2 separate regions of the Homo sapiens genome follow, and region 1 is linked to region 2. A link is a contact called in ENCODE Hi-C or POLR2A ChIA-PET data. All regions are on one chromosome and are shown on one strand. The core of a region is the stretch at or near the end of the contact, and the rest is flanking DNA. Distances in the headings are between cores, read along the strand shown.

Region 1 (6,028 bases), core at 21-2,520, 490 kb before region 2:
TAAGGCCGTCCTCACATGCCACACTTTTGAAACATCCCAATTATTTGCACCCTGTAAAATGCTACTAATTGAAGTAAAGACTGACTATGGCATTGGCTTTCTTGGAGCGTGTGCACACTGCTTTTAGAGTGTGCAGTGACTTCATTGCACCAGCCAGGAGATGTGGTTGCCCTGTTCCTTGACAGTAAGGTGGGCAATCAGTGACTGTCTTCCTTAGGCAGCAGCGGATCATGGATCTGGAAGTGGGTGGCGTATCTGTTACTTCCTTTTCAGCCCCCTAGAAAGTACCTGCAAGATCATTTGAATTTAATATCAAAGGGCACCAGACAGAGGAGGTGACATCGATCATGACTAATTCACTATCTTCATATCTGCCACCTTTCCTGAAAGGGGGAAAAATAAGACTCTGGCTTTCAATTCATGCGAAAAGGAGCCACTTGGCCAGGCGTGGTGGCTCACGCCTGTAATTCCACACTTTGGGAGGCCGAGGTGGGTGGATCACCGGAGGTCAGGAGTTTGAGACCAGCCTGGCCAACATGGTGAGACCCCGTCTCTACTAAAAATATAAAAATTAGCCAGGTGTGGTGGTGCGCACCTGTAATCCCAGCTACTTGGGAGGCTGAGTCAGGAGAATCACTTGAACCTGGCAGGTGGAGGCTGCAGTGAGCCGAGATCGTGCCACTGCACTCCAGCCTGGGTGACAGAGCGAGACACTGTTTCAAAAAAGAAAAAATGCTGCTGGGGAGCCACTGAACCAACCGGAGACCCGCTGGTCCCACGTGAAGCAGCTGTCCTGGTGTGGAGGTACAGAGCTAGACCAGCACTGGTCCCTCCAGCCCCCTGGTAGCCTCTGCTGCACCTGAACTGGCAGCTCTTGCCGCTGCCTTTAGCTCTGCATGTATGCGCCCTGAAGGTTCTGCCTCTCTGTTTTGGAATCGCCTTCCCCTCCTCATGTTTGGGGACCTGCAAGGGTGTGAGGCACGTGAGGGCATCGCCATGCGTATTTTACAGGCCTCTTTCTCTGGACTGTCCTTCAAAGGGAATGACCTTTGTCTTTCCAGGACCTACCCAGTGAGATCTGCCTGCCATTTTCCTATGAGTCAAAAATCTGAACTCACTACTGCTCCTTTCCTGGTTCATAAGCCAGAGTAGGGCTGGTTGGCAGTCACTGGCTTGTGGCCCTATGTAATTATCTCAGCCATCACACACTGGCTCTTTCACAAGGGCTGGTCACACGCCTCGAGTGATTCTTCAGAAATCTGTTGAACAGCCTGACACCCAGCCCTAGGACGCCGTGCTGGGGGGATTCCCCAGCTACTGAGTGGGGCCAGAGACTCTACTGCCTCTGTGACCACATCCCTTTCCATACTGGTATCTCGTTTGTTCTAATGAGTGTGTCCATTGCTTTTAATAGTGAATTTTCTGAGCAATGAGAATTTGACCAAATTGAAAAGGGGGATTTCCATGCATTTGAAATTGCCATGTGTTTCTTCTTCTGATCCATTTGCTCTAAGAAATATAGTCTAAGTTTAGGACTGAGGGTTTTTTTTTAACAGAATACTGAATGATTCTTTGTTTTGATTTTTTTATTGCAATTTCAAAAATATGACCTGCTTTCCACAGGACTCTCTAGCAGAAGTTGAAGAGAAATATAAGAAGGCTATGGTTTCCAATGCTCAGCTAGACAATGAAAAGACAAACTTCATGTACCAGGTTGATACCCTAAAAGATATGTTGCTGGAGCTTGAAGAACAGCTGGCTGAATCTAGGCGGCAGTACGAAGAGAAAAACAAAGTAAGCATTAGTATGATACAGAATGTTAACAATAGGCTGCGTGCAGTGGCCCATGCCTGTAATTCTGGTACTTTGGGAGGCCAAGGTGGGAGGATTACTTGAGCCCAAGAGTTCGAGACCAGCCTGGGCAACATGGCGAGACATCATTTCTAAAAAGAATTAAAACAATTAGCCAGGTGGTACATGGCTGTAGTCCCAGCTACTTGGGAAGCTGAGGTGGGAGGATCACTTGAGCCTGGAAGGTTGAGGCTGCAGTGAGCTGTGTTGACACCACTGCACTCCAGCTTGGGCAACAGAGAAGACACTGTCTCAAAAAAAAAAAAAAAAAAAGGGAATGGTAGGGTGTGTGTGTGTGTGTGTGTATGTATGTATGTATGTGTGGATATATCGTGTGTATGTATGTATATATAATGTATAATTTACATTATGTATTTTTATATTTTTAAACAATGGCTCTCCGCTTATCCAGGAAATCCAAACATCTGAGAATAAAAGTACCATACTCTTTGCCAAGTGACTTGAAATATTGATACGTATAATTTCAACATGTAAACTGGAGACAGTTTTTCTAGGAGAACATCTAAGCTAAAAGCAAAACCATGAAAAAACATACCTATGAAAGAGCCACCATGCTCAGATAAGGTGCGATCAGATGCTTCAAGATTTTCCTATTCATATGTATTTTCTGATTTTTATTTTGTTCTCTCTCAACACCATAGGGAAATAGTTATGAGTATCAAAGATTTTAAGAAAATTATATTATTTTCTGCTGATTGGGAAAAGACACAGTTACTCTACTTAAGAATTAAATATATCACCAAGCTCAGAGAGAGAGATAGTCTTATCTGAGCTTTCATTAGGAACCACTGGAACTAGTTTGTTAATAGCTGAGATCAGATATAATTTCTATTGAGAGTCTCAAGCATGAGTCATGTGTTAAGATAAGTAATGACAGCGGACTGATTCCACGAAGGCTGGGCTTGGATGTTCTTTAGATAGAAAGCAAGGAATACTTTTTTCATACTTTTAGGAATTGTCCAATTTTTCAGAGATTCTGAGAAAAACAGAAAATGTAATGTGTGAGTGTCGTTGTTGTTGTTGTTTTTAACTGGCTATTATCCTCTAAATCCAAAGGGTTAAAACCAAGGTACCCTTGACAACCTTCAGGCCTGCTTCTTCGACTGCTATAGAATTGAGTTGGAAGCTGAAGAACATTTTACGCACAAAGTTCCTTATAGCTGAACTCTGCAAGAGGGGAGCTTTTCACAAGACTGATGTCATGTGGGAACGGAGGAGTGGAGAGCACAGCCCAGCCCCCCTTCGGGTGGGGGCCTGTAATGCATATGCATTCCTCCTGGAATGCTGTCATTAGGCATCATTCAGTGGACTGAAAACTCCCGAGTCTCACTCCAGAGAAGCTGGATGGTGCTAGAATGCTGTCCCGAGATGGACACAGGGGCCATGCAAAGCCCCACAGGAGGGCCCTTGTCATAGCCAGGAGGGCACCAGCCACCCCCAAGCTAAAGGAAGTGGGCGAACAGAAGTGCCAGGGTGAGCAGAAGCTCAGGCCAGATCCCATCTCAGATCACCCGCCTGACAGGTCTAGGGAAGGAGCGTCCTGCAGGCCTGTAAGCTGTCAGCAAAGTGAGTTGGGTCTCAGGCCGTCACCAGGGATTGCGCTGCTGTGACTGGGCAGGAACACAGCAGAGCCGAGCTGCCAGCTTCCTGGGCTGAGCCTCAGGTGGGGAGGCCAGGCCTGAGGAGCAGCTAGGTTTTGCAGGCTCTCCATTTGCTCCCCCAAACTCTCCTGTTTTTGTCTCTTAAGGGGCAGCCCTGAAGCACAGAGCTGGCCACCAGCTGTTCATGAGAGATGCTTTAGTAGGCCATGTTTATCTCCTTTTTATCCCAAAGAGTTTTCCTTGTCATATTTCAGCAGGGGCCATTTTATGGTAAGTCCTTGCAGGGCAGCCTCACCCAGGCTCTCAGCACAGTGCTGTGGAAGACACCAGGCTCCCTGGGGGGGCCCTTCGTCGGCTCTTGCTTCACTGTAGATAAGAAATCAGAAAATCCTTGTTGATTGCATCAACTCCTCAGGTTAATTTGACAGTAAGTCATCAGGCATCATCTATAAAGTCCAGAGGAATCTGTTTGTGTTGTTTGAAAGGGCTTGAAGGCCAGGTGCAGTGGCTCATGCCTGTAATCCCAACACTTTGGGAGGCTGGGGCAGGTGGATCGCTTGAGGTCAAGAGTTTGAGACCAGTTTGGCCAACATGGTGAAACCCGATCTCTACCAAAAATAGAAAAATTAGCCGGGCATGGAGGCAGGCGCCTGTATTCCCAGCTACTTGGGAGGCTGAGGCAGCAGAATCGCTTGAACCCAGGAGGCAGAGGTTGCAGTGAGCTGAGATCGCACCACTGTACTCCAGCCTGGACAACAGAGCAAGACTCCATCTCAAAAAAATATATAAATAAAAAATAAAATAAAAGACCTTGAAGATTGTGATGATGTAGTAGCAGGTGATTTGTTCCACAGAAACTATAAATCGTGAGAGCCTGAACTGGCATGCCAGAAACATGGGATTCCACTGCTTTAGTGCTGTTTTTCTCCTTTACAGGAATTTGAAAGGGAAAAACACGCCCACAGTATACTGCAATTTCAGTTTGCTGAAGTCAAGGAGGCCCTGAAGCAAAGAGAGGAAATGCTCGAGGTAGGTAGCATTCTCCTGCTTTTCTTTTCCTTTTTTCCCTTTGGAGCATTTTGTCAGGCCATGACTATCTTAGCTTAGGCTGCAGTAATAAAATACCATACACAGCATGGCTTAAACAACAGAAATTAATTTTCTTACAATTCTGGAGGCTGGGAGTCCAAGATCAAGGTTGGGTTCAGGTGAGGCCTCTCTTCCTGGCCTGCAGACAGCCACCTTCTTGCTATATCCTTCCTCCAACGGTGGAGAAAAAGCAATGTCTCTGATGTCTCTTCATATAAGGACACTAATCCTATTTGATCAGGACCCCACTCTTATGACCTCATTTAACCTTAATTACTTCGTAAAAACCCTATCTCCAAATACAGTCACATTGGGCATTAGGGCTTCAACAGATGAATTTAGAGGGACACAATTCATTCCATGGCAATTACTAAAGTTTTCAGTTTTCTTAAATCTGAGAGTTTAGGCTAACTCTCCATCCCTAGATTTACGAAACAGTCCCTCTCATTGGTGAACATTCCTATTCTTTGGTGATCTTGTATTTGTTTGGGGAGGTGTGGTAGACAGAATAATGGTCCCCCGAAGTTGCCTACATCCAGATCCCTGGAAACTGTAAATATGATGCCTTACATGGTTAAAGGGCCCCTGCAGTTGTGATGAGAGACCTTGAGAGAAGGGATTATCCTGGATTATTTGATGGAACAAGCATCCTTCTAAGAGGAAGGCAACTCAAAGGCAGAAGTAGAAGATGTGACACAGGAAGCTGAGGTTGGAGCGATGCGAGAGAGGGGCCATGAGCCAAGGAAAGCAGCTCAGTCTTAGAAGCTGAAAAAGGCAGGGAAACAGATTCTCCCTAGAGCCTTCCAGAAAGGCTTGATTTTAGCCCATAAGACTCATTTTGGACTTCTGACCTCTAGAATTGCAAGAGAATAAATTTGTGTTTTAAGCTGCTGAATTTATGACGATTCATTACAATGGCAATAAGAAACTAATACAGGGTTGGTTTTTAATTTTTTGACTTAATCGGTTCTTTAACTGCTGCCTTGAAGTGAGAATTTCACCCAAAGCAGGTTTTCTTCCTGCACTTCTTGAAGCCGGAAGTAGGACAAGGAAAAAAATCCTAGAATGCTGACAATGAGTTCAGGGTTGATGAGGTGAAAGAGTGCTTGCGGCCTCACTCACTGTCCCAGCTCTCAGGTTCTCTCTCGGGCTGGGGTTTTTCTTCCTCTTTAACCCTTTATCTGCTTTCTGTCTGTTCCTTTCCTCAGGAAATCCGACAGCTACAGCAGAAACAGGCGAGTTCTATCAGGGAGATTTCTGATCTTCAGGAAACAATAGAGTGGAAAGACAAAAAGATAGGGGTAGGATTCCCAAGTCTTGAAAATCTACTCAAATGGGCAGCCTGCTTAGCAAATAGAGTTTTTTCAGAGTCTTTAGTTTGCAAAACCGCTTGTCTGAGTATGCATGCAACTCCCACGTGACACAAAGTCGTATTAATTTATTTAATTTTATTAAGTAGTGAATAC
Region 2 (6,385 bases), core at 1,252-3,751:
CAGGAGGAGGGGGCTAGGCTAACTGTGGCGGTGACTTCAGCCGGCTGACCACGTGCTATCTGCAGGTCTGGCCGAGCCCAAGAGGGCAGGCTCCCGCACCCCAGCTGCCCATCCTGCCACCCTCCATCCCTGAGGGTTCTGACCTCCTGGACCCAGTTTGACCTAACGCTCAAGCCCCCTGGGGCCTTGGCGCTTTCATTTCAGGCCACAAACTGGGTGGGTCTCCTTGACCCTGAAGTCAATGGCAGCAGTGGGGAAGTTCCTTCTTCAGTCAAGATAAGCAACAACCTCACACAAGTAGACTCATGTCTATGTCATGCTCGTGGGTCCTAAAACAGGTCTTTAAAAGATACTTTCAAACCAAATAGGTAGCAATTAGGCATTATTTTATTATTCCTGAAGCTCATGAACAAGAAAATGGCACAGAGACAGGTCATCTCCCTATTGCTGAGTTACCCTGGAGACAAGCCTCATGCAAACAAACTCCTTCTCCAGGACACACAATGCCCAAGAACAGGCTGGGTCTGAGGACCTGCCTAGCATGGGGGGCAGAAGCACTGCCTGCTGCAGAGACAGCCACGGAGTGCATCCCCACCACCATCACACTGCTCACTCTGCTGAGAAAGGGTGAGGTTTTAAAGGACATTCACCAGCCTCAGATGCAGGGGAAATGTGCTTAGTTTAGCATTTACATATCTTGACACAGTAATGACACATCACTCAACAATACTTCAAGGGTAACTAACTCCAAAATTCTTTATTTAGTAAAATTGTCACATTTGATGTCAATGGAATACACAAACTCAAGTGTGCTACAAACAAGATGTACAGAGCATCACAGCTCTGGGCAGTGCAGCTCAGTGCACCTGCCTCTCATCTCCCCGCTGAAGTGGCAAGTTCAAGCTTTTGTTTAGCCCAGGGCTGCCTGGAACACTAGTGCCCAGCACCATTTCTGCCACCTCTGCCCCCAGAGCCCGCACAGGGCTGGTGAAGCCTGGGTGGGTGAACCTGGGAGAGCGCTGGCAGCTCTACAAAATTCTTCCTCCTGCCCGTAGCTCCCTCCCTCCACCCACTCCAGAGCTGCAGGGTCCCTAAAAGTTTCTTAAGAAACGGGGCTGGGGCCTGACTGGGCTGGTTACCAGGGGCTGCCCTGCAAGCCATCCATCAGAGGAGGGAGGGAAGACCTGGGAGACTTCCAGGGCCCTACCCCACCACATCTGAACCCCTGGGAGGAGGGAGGAGATCCAGGGAGGGCCGGGCCCACCCCCGCAGGACTCTGGCTGGCATTGGTCACCAAGGCCTCCAGACACTCCGGGCAATTTGGGCTGTGGTCAGGCTGCCCAGGGCTGCGGGCACCAAGTCGGGCCCCTCAGCAGGAGCCTGACTCAGTTCAGCCTCAGGGGCCTCCTCCAGGTCGGAGCACAGGTCGTCCCCAGGACCCGGGGGGCTGGGTATTGGGGATCCCGGAGCGCCCCCCGCAGGCCAGCCACTCCGTCCAGGGGCTCTAGGTGGCCCCGCCAGGGCGTCCCCCAGCAGATCCTGGAAGCTGCTGCCCTCACGCAGCGGCATGGACTCGAGCAGATGGTTCAGGAGCTCGGCAGCGACGGTAGCGTCGATGGCCTGGCACGTGGACACGAACGTGTGCACCTCGTGCATGCACTGGATGTAGCCGGCAGCGAAGCGCTCGCTCGCTTCCGCCTGCAGCTGCTCGCGCTCTGGGCCCGAGGGTGGGAGGGAGAGAGCCGCGTCCCGCGCGGTGAGCGGCGACTGCGTGGCCCAGCCCACCCGGCCCGCGGGGACGCGGCTCACCCAGGAGACGCGGGGGCGCACCCTGCTCCGGTGGGAGCCCTCGCCGCCGACAGGACAGGGGCGCCGGGAGGGAAGTCCTCCGTCTGGCAGGGGTTACAGGCGCCCGCGGCCGGCGCCCCCGCCCGCCCCGCCGCCACTCACCGCGCGCCCGGCCCCGCAGCACACCCTGGACCCGCCGCACCGTCAGCTCCAGCACTTCGGCGTTCTCCAGCTTGGCCTGCACCTGCGCGGGCGGGAAGGGCGGTGAGCCGGCAGCGCGCTCCCGGACCCGCCCGCCCGCCCCGCAGCCCCACGGCGCCTGCCCGGCCGCCGCACCTCGGCGCCCGCCAGCAGCAGCCGCAGCTCCTGCAGGCTCTCGTTGATCCGCGCGCGCCGCTTCTTCTCCACCAGGGGCTTCCGGGCCTGCGGGGAGCGGGGCACTGAATCCCAGCCCCGCACGGCCTCCCGCCCGCTTGCTCGCCCATGGCCCCGGCCCGCACCTTGCGGTCCCCTCGCGTCTCCCAGCCGTCCTCATCCTCACGGCCCACACGGTCCCGGCCAGGCGCCGCGGGTGGCGCCATGCCCGCTCCGCCGGGGACGCGGCAGGGGCTAGGAGCAGCGGGGACGGGGAGCGGCGGGGACCGGAGTGCCGGCGCCCTCCGCTGCCCCGCGGCCGCCCAGCAGCAGCCCAGCCGTCCGCGCTCCTCGCGGCTTCCGGCCCGCCGCGGTCCCGCCCCTTTTATAGCCGCTTATTTGCATCTCAATGCGCCGATTGGCCGCGCGGGCCCGGGGCGGCCGACCGCGAGGCGCGCTGCAGCCAATCGGGGCAGCGCGCTTTGTCCGGCCCAGCGGCTCTGGCGGTCGGGCAGCTGGCTGAGCTAGGCGGGGCCCCCAGCCCGGCCTTCCCTAGACCCCCGCGGGGGCGGCACCGGGGCGGCGACCCCGGGTAGCTGCGGCCCTGCCCGCGCTTGTTTCTCTCCGTCTGCTGCTCTAGGACCACTGATCTGCCGCGCGTGCGAGCAGGCGTCCACCCGTCCGTCCGTCCGTCCGTCCACTCATTCATTCACCCATTAATTCATTCATTTCCCTCCTTCGCCGATGGCGCCTCCAGAGTTGAGCGCTGGGGCCACTGGCCCCAGGAGATGCGTCCCTGGTGTGCAGAGCCACAGTCAAGTCCGCGGTCTCTGGACCTAGAGGGGTTTCAGGTCCCGGCTGGGGTGGCTGCCAAGCCCCGGGGAGGCAGGGTCCATTGGGCAGCGGTGGCGGGGCGGCCCCTGAGTTTCTTCCGGACTCGTCCAGACGCCGGGCCGGACCCCCGACGCCGCCCTCCGCCAGCACTGGAGTCCTAGTGGGGCGGGGTCCCGGGTGCTCCCGCCCGCGCCGCTCTCCCCCTGGGCTCTGCGGGTCACCAGCCCCGCCCCCCTCTGAGCTCCCCCATCTCCCTCTAGTCCCCTTTGGCCCCCGGGGCCCCCTCCCTCCCTTCCACTGCCCCCCGCCCGCCTCCCTCCTCCCCTCCTCGTCCTCCGCGCCCCGCCTCCCAGGCCCGCCGAAGCTGCCGTCTGGTCCTGTAACTTGATGCCCGTGACAGTTGGCAGCTGCGGCCGCTTCGGCGGAGAAAAGCGAGAAAAGCGGCGGCCGCGCCAAGAGCGACAGGTGTTGGCCGCGCCTTTGTCTCGCACCCTTTGTCCGGCGGGCAGGCGGCGGGCGCTTGTCCCGGCCAGACGCCCGCGACTCCCCCATCGCGGCGGGCCGCCCATCTGCTGGGTTCCTCTTGGCCGCGGGCGGGGTGCGTGGGCGGTGGGGCCGCGCCCTCGGGCAGCGTCCTGGGGACCCCTGCCCGGCTCCTGCCCCGGCGTCAGTCCAGACGCTGTGTGGAGGAGCCGGAACGGGAGACGCCTTCTCGGACCCCAGCCGGCCGACTACCAGCCTGCCCCGCACAGCACCTGCCTTCCTCAGTCCCCACTACTCACCCGGGCTGGGATCGTCAGGGTCTGTTCTGAGCCCCTCCAGGCTATAAGCGTCCCTGGACAAGGGCACAGTCTGACCTAGGACCCCCTGTCCACCTCCCCGCACCCCCAGCAGAGCCTGGCCTCACAGAAGCGCTGGTAGGTAGGGAAGGTGAGGGGTGGCCCTGGCAGGATGGGCTGGAAGGCCGCGTGGGAGGGGAACATCACGGGACCGCAGCAGCTGAGCGGAGCGGCAGGACTAGGCTGCAGACCGACCGCCCCACTGCCCCTAGAGAGGTCTGACAGGCCTCCCATGGCCCCTTTACTTGCGCCTCTCCACCAGAGGGACCCCTGCAGGCTTCCTGCTGGGTGAGTTTGGTGAGAGGTTTGAAAGCTCCCAAAGTCACCTCACTGACCTCTGTAATTACCTGGGACCCCCTCCCGCTGGCTCCCAACTGTCCCTGCTCTGGCTCTTGGTTGCTCTATGAGCAGGGTCCTGAGACTTCCCCCAGCCCAGCATCACTCACCTGGGTGTGAAACTACCGCTTTACTTCACACACTCCCCACCTGCCCAGTAGTGGGGCTGGCAGGGTGGGGCTGGAGTGGTGGATCCCAAGGAAGTGGATTATTAGCCTGTGACTTTACTCTCCTTCACCACTTAGACATCACCCCAGGGAAGGAGAACCTCCACTCCCCCAAGTGGCTACAATGACATTTCCACTACTTCGAGAAACTGTGATAGGGAAAAATAAACTCACTGATATTTCCTGTACTCCCAAGTTTGCAAACTGATTTACACTCCTCTCATTATCCAAACGAACAAGGCCAAGTAGATGTTTTAGGATGCTCTCATCCTAAAACATCTGCTTTATGTTAGGCAATTTATATTGCAACAGGATGATCAGGGCCCCAAAAGAGGACTTTGGGTAAAGCCTGACTGAACACTTGATTGGATGGGGAACTGGATTTGAGGGGCAAGGAGGACATGATAAAGGCAAATGGTGCAAGCAAAAAAAAAGAAAGAAAAGCAACTAGGAACTCTAGGAAAAACAAAAAGCTTCCCAAGAAATGTAATCTTAGCACATTACTTGGCTCAGGAGACAATTTTCACAGTCACAACAATGTAACAGTGTTCATAGGGTTTTAACATTTAGAATTAATCTATACAGAAGGCAAGGAAGGATTGTTTATGGTTATGGGACATGATATAAAGTTGACCTTGTAAAAACAAAAGGACAGGTGATAGGAGTTATGAGAGAGGAGGCTAAAGGGAGGACTAGGGACCTCAAAAGCCTTGTCTGACAGTGGAGTGGGTGGAGGGTTGAGGAATGCTGTCTAGAGTTGAGGGAGGGAGAAATTAAGCACTGGGATATGCCTCGGTGTGACCAAGGATCCTACAGGGAAAAGAGCTTAAGTAGAGAAGGCTGTACATCAGCAAAATCCTTCTTGGTTGGACTGGAAGTTGCCCAAGGTCCCCTCTGCAAGGTCAGCTTCAATTCCCTTTAGCGGTGCACTGGCCAGCTGGCATGGCCTTTTTGTCCCAGAAGCCTGGCCTATCTTGAGGTCACCAAGCCCTCCCTCCCTCCTTCACAGCAGCCTCCCCTAGCCAACACTTCCTGCCATTTGTCCCTTGGGCCAGTCCTGCCTTCAAAGTTTGCCTGAGTATGGACTTCCTGAGCATTTGAGTCCTTTGATCCCCCTAGAGCCAGGAACAGAGGCCAGCAGAGGCTGGGCAGGGTGGTGGTTGCTGCGGGGATACCAGTTAGCAGTGGGGGTGGCAGGCCATAAATCCCTGGGGGAACAAAGGCAGCTGCGGCCTGTAGACTGTCCAGGCCCCTTGTGGGCAATCTGCCCAGGAGACTCAGAGAATCTCCGTTTGGTTTGGAAATAAATCCCTTGGGGTTATATGGTAAATAAAAATACAATTAAGAGTCTTCCAAAAGCACTCAGGTTCAGTGAAACAACCATATCTGGCCATTTAGAGCAGTTTGCAGAGGCCTCTGTGCTCGCTAGGGAGGACTTTGCCTTTTATCCCATCAGCACTTGGCGTTAGGCAGCCAGGCTAGCAGGCAGAGGAGAGCCCCTCCCTTCTGCTCAGGGAGCTTCTCAGAGGCTGGGCATTGGGTTCAGGATCCATTCAGCTCTCTGCTCCCACCCCCAGGGTCATGGTTTGAAGAGTGGGAGGGATGGGGAGCAACTCTTCGGGCTTCCACAGTTTTGGCCTCACAAGGCTTCATTCATCACTGTGAAAGAAGGGCTGGGGTCAGGGGACTATGCCGCCCTGCCCATATCATTCGCAATGGAGACATGTGACCTTCCTGGTGGAGCCTCCTGACCGCCCCACCTTTAGCCCTACCTAGCCCGATGACCAGAAGACAGGCAGCCAGCCTGGAAAGGCCAGGTAACCCAGGGCAGGGATGCAGGGAAGACAGAGGTGCGTGGAGGCAGAGCTGGGGGCACTCTGGGGCTGAGCCAGACAGCTGCACCCCTCCAACTAAAAGTGAAAAGACTGTGGGGCATGACACGATTAGGTTTGCATTACGTGAGTTCACTCCTGCAGCCTGAAGGAGGGTGTGTGTGTGACACGCACAGGAAGAAAGGGAGCCAGCAAGAAGCAAACGCTATAAGGGAGCTGACCGCCAGGAGGCCTT

The links. A loop is a pair of places that touch in the nucleus more often than their neighbours do. ChIA-PET counts read pairs that join two places held with the same protein, here RNA polymerase II (POLR2A). Pooled maps may share reads with other maps.
Region 1: a pooled map shows a loop between it and region 2 (4-fold over the local background). The contact joins the enhancer-like site here to the promoter of HES6 in region 2. A Hi-C loop is called at or near these places in 2 of 50 pooled maps. POLR2A ChIA-PET finds 5 or more read pairs at or near these places in 3 of 52 experiments (HCT116, OCI-LY7 and T-cell).

Annotation. Positions count from the first base shown.
Region 1 is chr2:237,751,686-237,757,713 of GRCh38, forward strand. LRRFIP1 (LRR binding FLII interacting protein 1) reads left to right here. Exons shown (of 24, transcript NM_001137550.2): 15 at 1,624-1,794; 16 at 4,410-4,502; 17 at 5,771-5,863. Among named protein-coding and RNA genes, the nearest start is that of RBM44, 44 kb to the right of the region's middle. RefSeq lists an enhancer at 1,396-1,445. Within about 2 kb of position 1,271, at least 3 of the 41 ENCODE cell types and tissues checked have a DNase peak (open chromatin) inside an H3K27ac peak, as active enhancers do.
Region 2 is chr2:238,237,537-238,243,921 of GRCh38, forward strand. HES6 (hes family bHLH transcription factor 6) reads right to left here and starts at 2,502. Exons shown (of 4, transcript NM_018645.6): 1 at 2,289-2,502; 2 at 2,125-2,211; 3 at 1,951-2,032; 4 at 731-1,715. The coding sequence starts at 2,369. The coding sequence ends at 1,291. RefSeq lists enhancers at 933-1,501, 3,402-3,907, 3,908-4,413 and a silencer at 2,225-2,744.